Linked DNA regions of Homo sapiens: region 2 is linked to region 1. Evidence: chromatin loops called from intact Hi-C (ENCODE). Cell type or tissue: CD4-positive, alpha-beta T cell. All regions are shown on one strand. Region 1 overlaps RELB (RELB proto-oncogene, NF-kB subunit). Region 2 overlaps PPP1R37 (protein phosphatase 1 regulatory subunit 37).

What was found. Hi-C counts contacts between places; a loop is a spot of excess contacts. Peaks named below come from ENCODE experiments on the same cell type or tissue, not always from the same donor. Only the 100,000 strongest peaks of a DNase experiment are listed, where the experiment ranks them.
Region 2: it touches region 1 in a loop (8-fold over the local background); 11 of 110 quality-filtered maps call a loop at or near these places.

What each region holds. Positions count from the first base shown.
Region 1 is chr19:45,015,784-45,018,283 of GRCh38, forward strand. All of the region lies in intron 4 of RELB (RELB proto-oncogene, NF-kB subunit), which reads left to right. Among named protein-coding and RNA genes, the nearest start is that of RELB, 16 kb to the left of the region's middle. RefSeq lists a silencer at 1,232-1,441. In CD4-positive, alpha-beta T cell, a CTCF peak has its summit at 1,314 (motif pointing right); DNase peaks (open chromatin) are centred at 718 and 1,358; H3K4me3 peaks cover 357 bases; H3K27ac peaks cover 1,578 bases.
Region 2 is chr19:45,125,031-45,127,530 of GRCh38, forward strand. The region is part of intron 1 of PPP1R37 (protein phosphatase 1 regulatory subunit 37); the gene reads left to right. Among named protein-coding and RNA genes, the nearest start is that of PPP1R37, 33 kb to the left of the region's middle. RefSeq lists an enhancer at 975-1,114. In CD4-positive, alpha-beta T cell, CTCF peaks have their summits at 1,204 (motif pointing left) and 1,403; a DNase peak (open chromatin) is centred at 1,201.

The DNA.
Region 1 (2,500 bases):
AGTCCCAACTGACATCTCAAGGATGAAAAGCTTTCAGCCCTGGAGTCTGCATGAGTCCGAGACTGTTGACTCTAAGCTTTTCAGAATCTCCTACTATTACAGCGGGGAGCTGGTTAAATGAATGGTTTTAACCCTATCTGACCCAGTGAGATTTGTAGACAATATTACCTACCTCTATTCACAGTCACTCCCAAAGTCCATATTTTATTTTATTTTATTATTATTTTTTTTTTGAGATGCAGTCTCGCTCTGTCACCCAGGCTGGAGTGCAGTGGCATGCAACCTCCGCCTCCTGAGTTCAAGTGATTCTCCTGCCTCAGCCTCCCGGGTAGCTGAGATTACAGGCACCTGCCAGCAGGCCCGGCTAATTTTTGTGTTTTTAGTAGAGACGGGGTTTCACCATGTTGGCCAGGCTGGTCTCGAACTCCTGACCTCAAGTGATCTGCCTGCCTCAGCCTCCCACAGTGCTGGGATTACAGGCGTGAGCCACCGTGCCTGGCCAAAACTCCATATTTTACACCAAACTGTAGTATAAAAGAGAAAGAAAAGGAAATTAATACAGCATATATAATCACATTTATTTCAATATGTAAACGCCCCACAGGATATATGAGGAAGGTGGCAGTTGTTTGTGACTATATATAGGCTCCTTGTTAATGCCGTGGCCACAAATGCAGCCTGACCCAGCTGCGCAGACTTAGTGACTTATATGTCACACGTGCAGGGTTGCGGTTGGTGAGGGGATTTTCCAAAGTGGCGAACAACTCTTGGTCTAAACAATTAGTGTGCTGGTTGCAATCTTTGAAAATTCAGTGGGTATTACAGTTATGGGAAACTCCAGCCTGGGTGACAGAGTTAGACCTCGTCTCAAAAAAGAAAAAGGAAAAACAATTATGGGAAAGAATATTATTGGTGTCAAACAGAGCAAGGGCCAGGTGTGATGCATGCCTGTAAGCCCAGATGTTTGGGAGACTAAAGTGGAAGTATTGCTTGAGTCTGGGAGGCGGAGGTTGCAGTGAGCTGAGATCGTGCCATTGCACTCCAGCCTGTGCGAGATCCTGTCTTAAAAACAAACAAACAAACAAACAAACAAATCCACTCAGCAACAATAGAGCAAGTTTCTGGGATCTGGTCATTTTAAACAGGTTTCTTATTGACTCGAATCTTTGGCAGGATGTTCAGAAGGCTTGCTGGCTGTGGGATGGCTGTGCGGGACTGTCCCTGGTATTATAAACTGTCCAGCATAACTGGTCCTGTCTACTTGCGGTAGGGTCCACATCAGTGTCAACCAGCCACCCCCCAAATCCCATTTTTCCCCTAGGGGGCAGCACTCCCCCACTGAGACCAATGGTTAATGGTATTTTATAGGCTTGGGCTTTAGAAGTTCAGAGCAGGCTTCAGAAGGTATTTAATGCCAGCAGGGCTGAGCCAGTGACTCAAAGCTGCCAAGTGGGACTGGCCCTGCCTAACGGGGCTGGTTTTTATTTGCTGCTGCCTGTGGCTGCTGAGCAAAAATTCTGGCTTCACTTGCTATATCTTCCTTTTTTAAAAAAGAAAAATCTGGGGAGGCCGAGGTGGGCGGACCACCTGAGGTTAGGAGTTCGAGGCCCTGGAGGCTGGGATCGCACCACTGCACTCCAGCCTGGGCAACAGAGAGAATCTGTCTAAAAAAAAAAAAAACAATTCTGGAAATCCGAAATAATGTGATGTCTTATAATTTTAATTGTGGGCTCCAAGTTTTTCCTAATCTTTTACTTGGAAAAAAAAGTTTTAGTTTTTTCCTGTCTAGTTTTTCTTTTTAAGTTTTATTGAGGTATAATTGATGTAAGAAAAATTGCACATACTTAATGTATACATTTTGATGAATTTGTTATTATTCCTTTTTTTTTTTTTTTGAGACAGAGTTTTGCTCTTGTTGCCCAGGCTGGAGTGCAATGGTGCGATCTCTGCCTCTCAGGTTCAAGCAGTCCTCTTGCCTCAGCCTCCTGAGTTGGTAGGATTACAGGCCTGTACCATCATGCCTGGCTAATTTTGTATTTTTAGTAGAGAGGGGGTTTTGCCATGTTGCCCAGGCTGGTCTCGAACTCCTGGCCTCAGGTGATCCACCCGCCTCAGCCTCCCAAAGTGCTGGGATTGCAGGCACGAACCACCGTGCCCAGCCCTTTTGATTAGTTTGGATGATAAAAGAATTTAAACCTAGAGACCAGGCGCGGTGGCTCACGCCTGTAATCCCAGCATTTTGGGAGGCCGAGGCAGGTGGATCACCTGAGGTCAGGAGTTCGAGACCAGCCTGGCCAACATGGAGAAACCCCATCTATACTAAAAATACAAAAATTCTTGGCCGAGCGTGGTGGCTCAGGCCTGTAATCCCAGCACTTTGGGAGACTAAGGCAGGCAGATCACAAGGTCAGGAGGTGGAGACCATCCTGGCTAACATGGTGAAACCCCGTCTCTACTAAAAATACAAAAAATTAGCCAGGTGTGGTGGCGGGCGCCTATA
Region 2 (2,500 bases), 110 kb after region 1:
AGCTTGGAATTCTCCTAAATTCGAAGCCTGAGGCAGAATGGTTGAAGCAAAAAGAGGAGATTTGTTGTCTTATGGGTCTGAAGGGTCCTGAATAGTGTGGTGTCAGGCACAGTATCTCTTTATCAAACAATATCTCTTTAATCTCTGAGCTTGGCCGGGCACAGTGGCTCACGTCTGTAATCCCAGCACTTTGGGAGGCCGAGGCGGGCGGATCATTAGGTCAAGAGCTGGAGACCATCCTGGCCAACATGGTGAAACCCCGTCTCTACTAAAAATACAAAAATTAGCCGGGTGTGGTGGCGCGTGCCTGTAGTCCCAGCTACTCAGGAGGCTGAGGCAGGAGAATTGCTTGAACCTGGGAGGCAGAGGTTGCAGTGAGCCAAGATCACACCACTGCACTCCAGCCTGGCGACAGCGAGACTCCATCTAAAAAATAAAATATCTGAGCTTGGCTTTCCTCTGAGCTGGCTTCATTCGCGGAAGGCTGTTCCCTCCTGATGGGTGCAGGGATGGCTGCCAGTAGCTCTAGAAATGGGATGCAGTCTTAACCACCCTAGTGGGAAGAGAGCTCCTCTTTCCTGAGAGTTCCATCTCAGGGCGTAGGACCGGCTGTGGCTGGCTCTGTAACCTTCCTGTCCCTGACCGATCATTGTAACAGAGGTTGTGGGACGGGGCACCTATCCACTCCTAGAACCTTTGGGGAGGACAGCGGGGAGTCAAGGTAAAGTGAAGAGGCCTATCCAGGCTCCTGGGGTGAGAGAGATTGGGTGACCAAGGCTGGTCCACCCAGGGGAAGACAGGAAGAGAAGTGGGCCATTCTGGCCTCAGACCTCTTCGTCCTTTCCCAGACCCCACGCCAAGGCAGAGCTCCCTGTGGGATGAGTTTCTCACTTGACCTGAAATCTCTACTTGTGGGGCTGCTGCAAGTGCACAGGCTTCAGGAAAGGTGGACCACACCCCCTGTGCCCCAGGCTCCTTCCCGAGGGTGTGCAGCCCACCATCCAGATAGGGGTGGATGGTGCCCAAGTCGTGGGGGCTGACAAGCATGGAGAGTCCTGCAGAGAGGCCCAGCACCGGATTCCCAGGCTGCTCCTTGAGACGCTGTCCCACATGGGCCGGTCACTCACCTGCCATGAGACTCCCAACTGGGACCTTCCCTGCAGAGCCTGTGAGGTGGAACGATGGTGATGGTGCCCCCTTGTGGGGTAGGTGCATGTGGCAGGCACAGAGTGGTGGCAGCAACTGTAACATACGGTTCTGGAGGGCAGGGACAGGGGCCCTTCCTGTGTGCCTTGTGGTGCTGAGTGCCAGGCTGGGTGAGCTCACCAAGCCCTCCCTGGGAAGGTGCTGTTGATGCAGCAGGGAGGCCCAGGGCAGTCACTGCTCTGTGCTGTTGGCGACGGAGCAGGGATTGGAACCCAGGCGCCTGGCTTCGAGGCCCGCATGCTGTGGGGAAATGGGGCTCTGCCATGTTGGTGGTTATTTATTGTCGTGAACAAGAGCTCAGGCCTGGTTTCCAGGTGTGACTTTATTGCACCCTCGCCCTACCTCCCCGGCTTGAGAATTCTGGAAAATACCACAATAAGTGTTTCTTTTCTCTTTTGAGATTATGTAAATAATACTTGCCTCCATGCTCTTAAAAGAAAATGACATCTCTATTTCCATGTGTTGCGGTGTTTCCTGGTTTGGGACCCCACCAGCTATCCAGTCACCCAGGCTTGAAGCCAGGTTCTTCCCAGCTTCTCTCTCCACCCTGCCCATCCCTGTGCATGTAGCAGTGACCAGGTCCTATCGATTATCTGATTATCTGCCGGAAGCCTCAGGAATGGGAGCCTTCTGAGTCAGCACATCACCAGGAGCACGGCCTGTGGCCAGGCTGCTCAGGGGCTGGTGATGTTGGTTTCTTTCACCTTAATGTGTGAGTTGTGTAGTAATACGGTCCTATATCACTTAATGATGACACATTCTGAGAACTGCGTCGTTAGGTGATTTCATGGTCATGTGAACATCCTAGTGGACTTACACAAACCTAGGCCTGGTCAGGCCTGGTGGCTCACACCTGTAATCCCAGCACTGTGGGAGTTCTAGATGGGCGGATCACCTGAGGTCAGGAGTTTGAGACCAGCCTGACCAACCTGGTGAAACCCCATCTCTATTAAAAATACAAAATTAGCCTGGCGTGGTGGCGTGTGCCTGTAATCTCAGCTACTCGGAAGGCTGAGGCAGGAGGAGAATCGTTTGAACCTGGGAGGTGGAGGTTGCAGTAAGCTGAGATCATGCTATTACACTCCAGCCTGGGCAAGAAGAGTAAAACTCCATCTCAAAAAAAAAAAAAAAAAAAAAAAACCCTAGGTGGCATGCCTACTGCACACCTGGGCTACCTGGAATAGTCTAGTGCTCTTGGGCTCCACACCTGCACAGCATGTGGCTGTGCTGAGTACCCTCGGCAAGTGTAACACAGTGGTAGGTATTTGTGTATATGAACGTAGACAAGGGACAG